Regions from separate parts of the Homo sapiens genome. Here region 1 is linked to region 2. A link is a loop called in an ENCODE intact Hi-C map of the cell type or tissue named here. Cell type or tissue: breast epithelium. All regions are shown on one strand. Links, peaks and the distances in the headings refer to the core of each region. The heading gives the core; the rest is flanking DNA. Region 1 overlaps NKAIN1 (sodium/potassium transporting ATPase interacting 1). Region 2 has its middle 80 kb from the start of PUM1.

Region 1 (5,373 bases), core at 195-5,194, 52 kb before region 2:
GGACCAGGGAGGCATCTTCACAGGTCCCTAGGCACAGTGGAGGGGAACCTGGCAGAGAAGCCCCCATCATCAGCTCATCAGCTCCCAGAGGACAGTGGTCTCTGTCTCCAGACGAGCTCTCTGAGGCAGGATACACGCCATGTTGTTCACTGCCATATGTCCAGGGCCCGGCACATTGTAGGTGCTCAAGAAATATTTGCTCAATGAATTGAGTCCTTACTGGGCCCATCTTCTTTGGCAGGGTCAAAGACCACTTGGTCTCTGTGACTGTTCCTTTTAATCTTATGTTGAGTTAAATCTCATTTCAACTCATGCTCAGATGGCAATGACCCCAGATGGACCCCCGGAGATGGGGAGAGGGAGGAGCACCTCCCCTCAGGCACATCACTGCCCCCTCTGCTGTCAGTTTGCTCACCTCCCTAATGAGGGGGTTGGGCCAGCAGATCTCAGGGGTCCTTCCAGCTCTGTTGTCTGCGGCTTTCATCCCACTCCCTCATTTCACAGATGAGGGGTTGAGTCGAGTTTAATTTTGTCAGCTGCCTCAGAAATCCATTGGGAAAAGGGGGGTCTGAGGTTGGGGATGCAACAAAAGCTGTTGCCATATAGTCAGCACCAACTGCGTGCCAGACATCCGGCTGGCTGCGAGCTTTATGGGCACTGTCTGAATCCTCAGGACATTTCACTAATGAGAAAACTGAGGCTCAGAGAGGGGGATAACTTGCCGAAGGTCACACAGTGAGTCGATGAGAACTGGGGCTGGAACTCAGGCCTCCCTGTCCTTAAATGGAGAGCTCGTCCCTCAGTGGACTGAAGTCAGTGAGAGAGACAGAACCAGGCTGGACCAAAGCTTTCTCCAGAAACTTCAAGGGTCCATCCCTCATCTTTCCCCAGACAGGCTGACTTCTGTGTCTAAGGCCTATGGTGACATGGCTGGAATTTTGGCCAGGAAAGTAGTTGACTTGCCAAATTGGCTGGCAAGGGTGGGGCACGAGAGACTTCTGATGGGTTCAATGGCCCTGAGCCTGGGCCCTACGCTACCTTCTCTCCCAGCCAGCTTCCTGGAGCTAGGGTGGGCCCATCTGCATTATTCAGCCCTTGTCCCTCACTCCCCACCTTGTGTGGGCTCCTGGGGTTGGCGTCTAGACAGACAAGAGCATCCTACTGAGAACAGAGGCAGCCCTGACTCGGGGCTGAAGGTTCCTATGGCAACGGCATCCCCCTTCAGCTGGCAGCTACCTGATAAATAAATAATTAGGGGTGGGGGCGGGGAGCGAAGGGCAGGGGGAAGGGCAGCAGGGAGCCTCAGGGAGGCCCCACTCTGGAGAGCAGAAGGGCCAGTTAGGTTTGAAGTAGGGTGGAGGGCAGGGGGGTTGGCATTGCTAGGTGAAAGAAAGTGGACGGAAAAAAGTGGCCAGATATGAGAGATTTGGAAGATCCCAGAGAGCCAGGGCTTGAGGATGGGCTGCGGCGAGTGGGGGACGTGGAACAAGTGGGGAGCATGAGGGAGACTGAAACCTAAAGTTTAGGTTCCTAGCTCAAGCGGCTGGACACATCGTGGGGCCCAAAACACTGGACATGGACCAGGTTTGGGCATATGGAGTTCACAATGAGCTGTTCACTGAGTCATTGGTTAGAATGCAGCTGGGGGCTGCACGTGAGCAGGTAGTCACTGAAGCTTGGGTGGGCATGCGTTTCCTGGGATAAGTGTGGCATGAAGAGGGCCTGGGATGTAGCTTTGGGGCACTCTAATAGTTAGGGGCCTGCTGCTCTAGAATGGGGTAGTAGCCAAGGAAGGTGGAGAATTTGGTTTTAGCACCTGGAGTGTGCCAAGCACTGGTCTCACCACTGAAAATACGGCAGTGAACCACACAAGCAGAAATTCCTGCCCTCACAAAGCTTGCCATCCACTGCAGGAGACAGACCATAACTAAATAGTGTGTAAAAGAGTGTGTTTGCCAATGATAAGCACAGGCCAGCGTGGTGGCACATGCCTGTAGTCCTAGCTACTCAGGAGGCTGAGGTGGGAGGATTGAGCCAAGGAGTTCAAGGCTGCAGTGAGCCGCGATCACACCACTGCACTCCAGCTGGGTGACAAAGCGAAAATCCCATCTCAAAAAAATAAAAATAAAAAGTAAAAAACCACCAGGTGCAGTGGCTCATGCCTGTAATCCCAACACTTTGGGAGGCCACGGTGGGCAGATCACTTGAGGTCAGGAGTTTGAGACCAGCCTGGCCAACATGGTGAAACCCCATCTCTACTAAAAATATAAAAATTAGCTGGGCTTGGTGGCAGGTGCCTGTAATCCCAGCTACTCCAGAGGCTGAGGCAGGAGAATCGCTTGAACCCGGGAGATAGAGGTTGCAGCAAGCCGAGATCGCGCCACTGCACTCCAACCTGGGCGACGAAGCTGGACTCCATCTCAGGGAAAAAAAAAAAAAAAGGCCGGGCACGGTGGCTCATGCCTGTAATCCCAGCACTTTGGGAGGCCAAGGCGGGCAAATCACAAGGTCAGGAGTTTGAGACCAACCTGACCAACATGGTGAAACCCCATCTCTACTAAAAATACAAAAAATTAGGCCAGACGTGGTAGCTCACGCCTGTAATCCCAGCACTTTTGGAGGCTGAGGCGGGCGGATCACGAGGTCAGAAGATCGAGACCATCCTGGCTAACACGATGAAACCCCGTCTCTACTAAAAATACAAAAAATTAGCCGGGCGTGCTGGTGGGTGCCTGTAGTCCCAGCTACTCGGGAGGCTGAGGCAGGAGAATGGCGTGAACCTGGGAGGCAGAGCTTGCAGTGAGCCGAGATTGTGCCACTGCACTCCAGCCTGGGCGGCAGAGTGAGATTCTGTCTCAAAAAGAAAAAAAAAAAAAAAAAAAGTAAAAATCCAATCATAAGCACTGTGGAAAAAATAAAGGAAGGAGGGAGGTAGGGAGTTTTGCAGAAAAATATAATTTTAAATAATACTGACTCTTCTTGCAACCCTATGAGGAAGATACTGTGAATCATACCCATTTTGTTAACCAAGAAACAGGCACAGGAAGGTTAGTGCCGTGCCAAGAGTTGTATAATAACCAGCACACCAGGATTCTGACTCAGGCTTTGCTCCTGACCACTAGGTCATCCTGCCTCTGGGACGGTGCCATGGGGCAAAAGCCAGAAAAGAGTGCTGCTGGCAGGAGAGAGGGCAATTGAGGTCAGGTAAGATGAGGACTGAAATTCATCTGCTGAATTTATTATTTATTTATTTATTTATTTATTTATTTATTTATTTATTTATTTATTTTTGAGATGGAATCTCACTCTGTCGCCCAGGCTGGAGTGCAGTGGTGTGATCTTGGCTCACTGCAACTCCCACCTCCTGGTGGAGGTTGATTCAAGTGATTCTCCTGCCTCAGCCTCCCTAGTAGCTGGAATTACAGTTGCCCACCACCATGCCCGGCTAATTTTTCTATTTTTTTTTTTTTTTTTGAGTAGGAGTCTCACTCTGTTGCCCAGGCTGGAGTGCAGTGGCACGATCTCAGCTCACTGCAGGCTCCGCCTCCTGGGTTCAAGCCATTCTCCTGTCTCAGCCTCCCGAGTAGCTGGGACTACAGGCGCCCGCCACCACGCCTGGCTAATTTTTTGTATTTTTAGTAGAGACAGGGTTTCACCATGTTAGCCAGGATGGTCTCGATCTCCTGACCTCGTGATCCACCCGCCTCGGCCTCCCAAAGTGCTGGGATTACAGGCGTGAGCCACCGCACCCGGCCAATTTTTGTATTTTTAGTAGAGGCGGGGTTTCACCATGTTGGCCAGGCTGGTCTCAAACTCTTGACCTCAAGTGATCCACCCACCTCGGTCTCCCAAAGTGCTGGGATTACAGGCCTGAGCCACATCACCCGGCCTTATCTGCTGAATTTAATGACAAGGAGATCGCCAGTGACCTCAGTAAGAACTGTTTCAGTGGCCAAGCAGAAAGTCACTCTGGCAGATCGAGTGGCAGGGAAGGCCATGGAGACCTTTTATGTAGTTTTGGGGGTGAGAGTGTTGAGATAGATAAGGCTGATATCAGCTGCAAGGTGGTAAGAAGCTTTTTTTTTTTTTTTTTTGAGACAGGTAGGCTATCACAGCTCACTGTAGCCTCAGCCTGCTGGGCTCAAGCAATCCTCCCACCTCAGCCTCTCAAGTAGCTGGGACCACAGACGTGCACCACCACGCCCGGCTGAGTTTTTGTATTTTTTGTAGAGGTGGGGCTTTATGCCATGTTGCCCAGGCTGGTCTCAAACTCCTGAGCTCAAGCAGTCTACCCACCTGGGCCTCTCAAAGTGCTGGGATTACAGGCATGAGCCATTATACCCAGACACTTTTTTTTTCTTTTTTTAATGGGAGAGGCTTTGAGCTTGTTAGGAGCCAGTGAGAAGGATCTGGGGAGAGGGAGAGGCTATGTTTACAAGAGAGAAGGGACTGTGGATGGTGTGGGCTCCTGAGAAGACAGGAGGAGCTGGATCCAGAGTGCAGGTGGCGGGGGCCAGCCGCGGCGGCAGGGCAGGGCAGGGCAAGGCAAGGCAGAAAGAAAGAAAGGCCAGGCGCGGTGGCTTATGCCTGTAATTCCAGCACTTTGGGAGCCTGAGGCAGGTGGATCACCTGAGGTCGAGAGTTCAAGACCAGCCTGGCCAACATGGTGAAACCCCGTCTCCACTAAAAAATACAAAAAATTAAGCCGGGCATGGTGGCGGGTGCCTGTAATTGCAGCTACTGGGAAGGCTGAGGCAGGAGAATAGCTTGAACCCAGGAGGCGGAGGTTGCAAGTGGGCCTAGATCGCACCACTGCACTCCAGCCTGGGCAACAGAGCGAGACTCAAAAAAAAAAAAAAAAAGGAGGAAGGAATATATAGAGAAGAGAGAGAAAGAGAAGAAAGAAAAAAAGAAAGAGTCAGGCGCGGTGGCTCACGCCTGTAATCCCAACACTTTGGGAGGCTGCGGCGGGTGGCTTATGAGGTCAGGAGTTCGAGACAAGCCATGACTAACATGGTGAAACCCCATCTCTACTGAAAATACAAGAATTAGCTGGGCATGGTGGCACTCGCCTGTAATCCCAACTACTTAGGAGGCTGAGACAGGAGAATCGCTTGAACCTGGGAGGCAGAGATTGCGGTGAGCTGAGATCCCGCCACTGCACTCCAGCCTGGGTGACAGAATGGGACTCTGTCTCAAAAAAAAAAAAAAAAAAAAAAGAGAGAGAGAGAGAAAAGGAAGGAAGGAAAAGGAAAGGAAATGAAAAGAAAAAAGAAAGCAGGCCAGGTGCAGGGGCTCACGCCTGTAATCCCAGCACTTTGGGAGGCCGAGGCAGGCAAATCACCTGAGGTCGGGAGTTTGAGACCAGCCTGA
Region 2 (5,373 bases), core at 205-5,204:
CAAGGCTGGAGTGCATGGTGCAATCTCGGCTCACTGCAACCTCCGCCTCGCGGGTTCAAGCTCTTCTCCTTCTTCAGCCTCCCGAGTAGCTGGGATTACAGGCATGTGCCACCATGCCTGGCTAATTTTGTATTTTTAGTAGAGATGGGGTTTCTCCATGTTGGTCAGGCTGGTCTCAAACTCCCGACCTCAGGTGATCCGCCTGCCCTGGCCTCCCAAAGTGCTAGGATTACAGGTGTGAGCCACCGTGCCCGGCCTCATACATACTTTTACAGGCATAGAATATCTCTGGAAACATAGTCCTTCTGAGGCAAAGCAACAAGGGCTAGGTTTTTTTTTGAGACGGAGTCTTGTTTTGTTGCCAGGCTGGAGTGCAGTGGCGCGATCTCGACTCACTGCAACCTCTGCCTCCCAGGTTCTAAGCAATTCTCTTGCCTCAGCTTCCAGAGTAACTGGGACTACAGGTGTGGACCACAACACCCAGTTAATTTTTTTGTATTTTTAGTAGACACGGGGTTTCACTATGTGGGCCAGGATGGTATTGATCTCTTGACCTCGTGATCCGCTCGCCTCGGCCTCCCAAAGTGCTGGGATTAAAGGTGTGAGCCACTGTGCCTGGCCGCTTAATAGGTAATTTAACATACTACCTATTAATTTTTTTTTCCAACCAGCAGCCCTTGTGGCAGCTCTGCCTATGGCGTAGCCGTTTTTTTTGTTTTTTTGTTTTGAGACGGAGTCGCTCTGTTGCCCAGGTTGGAGTGCAATGGCGCCATCTCAGCTCACTGCAATCTCCACCTCCCGGGTTCAAGTGATTCTCCTGCTGCAGCCTCCTAAGTAGGTGGCATTACAGGCACGTGCCACCGTGCCTGGCCAATTTTTGTATTTTTAGTAGAGACGGGGTTTCACCATGTTGGTCAGGCTGGTCTCGAACTCCTGATCTCGTGATCCACCCGCCTCGGCCTCCCAAAGTGGAGACTGTTGATGCTCAATCCAGATTCCCTTGGATCTCTTCTTATCATTTCTGTGTGCTCGTTTCCTAGTTTCAGAGCTGGTGCCTTAGTTTCCAGTGGATCACGTGGACCTTGTTCAGAAGACTGTTCAGCTACTGGAGCTACCCTGTCTTGGCAATAGTACTTGGAAGTACCTGGAAATTTTGCTCTCTCCTCCTCCCCACGTCCTGCCCTCTGGACATGCTTTGGCCAATGATTGAGCAGAATAGAAATGAACACCAGCACTCTTACCTCAGGACAGGCAGTAGTTCCCCCGGCCCCGCCACCCAACCTGGAATTGCCAGGTCGCGCCAGGCTGGCAATGCACCCCTCTGGGAATTTTGTCTGAAATCACACCCTTGTTTGTCTTCTTCCCCTTCACCTTCCTGCTTTCCCACTGCCTTACCAGTTTCTCCATAGAGCCCTCCTTAATTAAGCACTCGTGCAAGAATTCCCATGTTGGGGTCTGCTTTTGAAAAACCAACCTGTGGGCCAGGCGTGGCAGCTCACGCCAGTAATCCCAGCACTTTGGGAGGCTGAGGCAGGTGGATCACCTGAGCTCAGGAGTTCAAGACCAGCCTGGCCAACATGGTGAAACCCCATCTCTACTAAAAATACAAAAAAATTAGTTGGGCGTGGTAGTGGACGCCTGTAATTCCAGCTACTTGGGAGGTTACAGCAGGAGAATCACTTGAACCCGGGAGGCAGAGTTTGCAATGAGCTGAGATCGTGCTACTGCACTCCAGCCTGGGCAACAAGAGCAAAACCCTGTTTCAAAAAAAAAAAAACAAACAAAAGAAAAATGAAAAAGAAAAACCAATCTATTTGTTTATTTGCTTTCATTAAAACAGAATTTATGTATTTATTTGGTCATTTATTTAATTAGGCAAGTAATACAGGCATTTACTATCATTGCAAAATCCAAGCAAAATTCAGCACAAAGCAATGTTAAATTTCACAAATTCCAAGTCCTCTGCTCCTCAAGAGGGTAAATTGTGTTATTAGTTATCTGTATGTCCTTTTAGACCTTTGACTGTGTGTTTTCACTCAGACCTGTATTTTGTTTGGTTGTATTTTCATAACTAGGATAGCTCTGTTTCATTTGGCAACCAGCTTCTTTTCTTTGAGAGTCTGTCTTGAGTGTTTTTCCATGTCAGCACATATGGACCTGCCTCCAGGGTGACCTTCCTAAACTGTTTGTGACATCGGGCTGCTCCCCTCCTTAAAGGCCTTGAAGTCGAGAAAAGAAAAATGCACAGAGCAGCCTGAGCTCAGTGAGATATGCAAAATGTATCAAGCCCAGAGAGACATAAGCATGGGACTTCAGTCATGCCTCTCCACTCATGCCCAGGGGCAATTGTTTAAAAGCATTTTGTTTATAACTAGCTACCTCACCCATTATCTTCACGTTCCAGGAATTTGTGATACAAAGAACAATGTATAGCCAATCAATAGCTTATGTTGTTTTCATGTAAATTCCTGGTAAACAGCTTAGGAATTGCCTTCTCTTTTCCTTTATTTATTTTTTATTTATTTTTTTTGAGACAGAGTCTTGCTCTGTCGCCCAGGCTGGAATGCAATGGCATCATCTGGGCTCACTGCAACCTCTGCCTCCTGGGTTCAAGTGATTCTCGTGCCTCAGCCTCCCGAGCAACTGGAATTACAGGTGCACACCATCATGCCCGGCTAATTTTTTGTTGTTGTTGTTGTTGTTTTGAGACAGAGTCTTGCTCTGTCTCCCAGGCTATGGTGCAATGGCGCAATCTCAGCTCACTGCAACCTCTGCCTCCCAGGTTCAAGTGATTCTCCTGCCTCAGCCTCCTGAGTAGCTGGGATTACAGGTGTGCACCACCATGCCCGGTTAATTTTTGTATTTTTAGTAGAGACGGGGTTTCACCATGTTGGTCAGGCTGGTCTTGAACTCCTGACCTTGTGATCCACCCACCTCAGCCTCCCAAAGTGCTAGGATTACAGGCGTGAGCCACCATGCCCAGCCTGTATTTTTTTTTTTTTTTTTTTTTGAGGCAGAGTCTTGCTCTGTCACCCAGGCTAGAGTGCAGTGGCTTGATTTCGGCTCACTGAAAATTCCGCCTCCCGGGTTCAAGCAAGTCTCCTGCCTCAGCCTCCTGAGTAGCTGGGATTACAGGTGCCCGCCACCGCGCCCAGCTAATTTTTGTATTTTTTAGTAGAGACGGGGTTTCACCATCTTGGCCAGGCTGGTCTTGAACTCCTGACCTCATGATCCACCCACCTCGGCCTCCCAAAGTGCTGGAATTACAGGCATGAGCCACCGTGCCTGGCCCCGGCCTGTATTTTTAATAGAGATGGGGTTTCAACATCTTGGCCGGTCAGGTCTCGAACTCCTGAGTTCAGGCAATCTGCCTGCCTCACCCTCCTAAAGTGCTAGGATTACAGGCGTCAGCCGCTATGCCTGGCCTCTTTTCCTTTGAAAACCTCATTTGTAACTGTCACTAATCGGAGTGTATATTCGGGACAACTTGAATCTATGCTGTTGGGTTGCAGCCCTCAAATTTGGCCAAAATAAACTCTCTACTTCTAAGTTTGCCTCATTTTTTTCCTTTAGGTTGACATAGTAGTGCTTCCCATTGCATTTGGAATAAAATCCAAATGCTTTCACAGTGCAGCAGGAGTGGCCTGATCTGGTCCTGCCCAGTGGCTTATTTCTTATCTCCTCTTGCTCACTCCAGCCATACCAGCCTTCCCCTAGTTACTTGAATGTGCCATACTCTTTTATTATTACACCAAGGCCTTTGCACACCCTATTTCTTTTTCTTTTTCTTTTTCTTTTTGAGATGGGGTTTCGCTCTTGTTGCCCCGGCTGGAGTGCAATGGCGCGATCTTGGCTCACTGCAACCTCTGCCTCCCAGGTTCAAGCGATTCTCCTGCCTCAGCCTCCTGAGTAGCTAGGATTACAAGCATGTACCACCACGCCTGGCTAATTTTGTATTTTTAGTAGAGACAGGGTTTCTGCATATTGGTCAGGCTGGTCTCAAACTCCTGATCTCAGGTGATCCGCCCTCTTTGGCCTCCCAAAGTGCTGGGATTACAGGCATGAGCCACCGCACCCAGCCTGCATACCCTATTTCTTATCCTTTTTTTTTTTTTTTTTGAGACAGAATCTCGCTCTGTCACCTAGGCGGGAATGCAGTGGCAAGATCTCAGCTCACTGCAACCTCTGCCTCCTGGATTCAAGCGATTCTCATGCGTCAGCCTCCCAAGTAGCTGGGATTACAGGTGTGAGCCACCATGCTCGGCCCCTATTTCTTCTTTCTACAATATTCTTTCCTCTTGCTCTTTGTCTGGCTAGCTCCTACTTATCCTGGAGGTGCCAGCAGAAAATTATTCCCTGAGGCCCCAGGCTGGGTGACATCCCATGTCATATGTCTTTTCAATTTTGTTATAAGTCTTTATTTTATTTATTTATTTATTTATTTATTTATTTATTTTGAGTCTGTCTGTTGCCCAGGCTGGAGTGCAGTAGCACGATTATGGCTCACTGCAGCCTTGAACTCCCAGGTTCAAGTGATCTTCCTAAATTAGCCTCCCAAGTTGCTGGGACTACAGAGTTTCCCTCTTGTTGCCCAGGCTGGAGTGCAATGGTGCGATCTCGGCTCACTGCAACCTCCACCTCCCAGGTTCAAGCGATTCTCCTGTCTCAGCCTCTGGAGTAACTGGGATTACAAGCATGCGCCACCATGCCCGGCTAATTTTGTATTTTTAGTAGAGATGGGGTTTCTCCATGTTGTAGAGGCTGGTCTCAAACTCCCGACCTCAGGTGATCCGTCCACCTCAGCCTCCCAAAGTGTTGGGATTACAGGCGTGAGCCACCATGCCCGGACTGTTGTTGTTTTTTTTTAATGGAGATGGGGTGTCTCACTGTGTTTCCCAAGCTGGTCTTAAGCTCCTGGGCTCAAGCAATCCCACCTGGGCCTCCCAAAATACTGGGATTACAGGTGTGAGTTACCATACCCAGCCCTAAGTTGTTTTTGTTGTTGTTGTTGTTTGAGAAGGAGTCTTACTCTGTCACTCAGGCTGAAGTGCAGTGGCAGGATCTCGACTCACTGCAACCTCCGCCTTCTGGGTTCAAGTGATTCTCCTGCCTCAGCCTCCCCAGTAGCTGGGACTACAGGCGTGTGTCATAACACCCAGCTAATTTTTGTATTTTTAGTAGAGATGGGGTTTCACTATGCTGGCCAGGCTCGTCTCAAATGGCTGACCTCAAGTGATCCACCCACCTTGGCCTCCCAAAGTGCTGGGATTACAGGTGTGAGCCACCATGCCCAGCCTTTTTTTTTTTTTTTTTGATATGTCTTTAGAGTACACTCTATTTTACCTTTGGAGCACTTACAAATAATTAGTCTTG

What was found. Peaks named below come from ENCODE experiments on the same cell type or tissue, not always from the same donor. Only the 100,000 strongest peaks of a DNase experiment are listed, where the experiment ranks them.
Region 1: a loop joins it to region 2, with 19 times the contacts of the local background. A loop is called at or near these places in 2 of 110 quality-filtered maps.

What each region holds. Positions count from the first base shown.
Region 1 is chr1:31,194,614-31,199,986 of GRCh38, reverse strand. All of the region lies in intron 1 of NKAIN1 (sodium/potassium transporting ATPase interacting 1), which reads left to right. Among named protein-coding and RNA genes, the nearest start is that of NKAIN1, 43 kb to the left of the region's middle. RefSeq lists an enhancer at 993-1,493. In breast epithelium, for the core only: no CTCF peak of the experiment used is centred there; a DNase peak (open chromatin) is centred at 3,145.
Region 2 is chr1:31,142,718-31,148,090 of GRCh38, reverse strand. No RefSeq gene overlaps it. Among named protein-coding and RNA genes, the nearest start is that of PUM1, 80 kb to the right of the region's middle. In breast epithelium, for the core only: no CTCF peak of the experiment used is centred there; no DNase peak of the experiment used is centred there.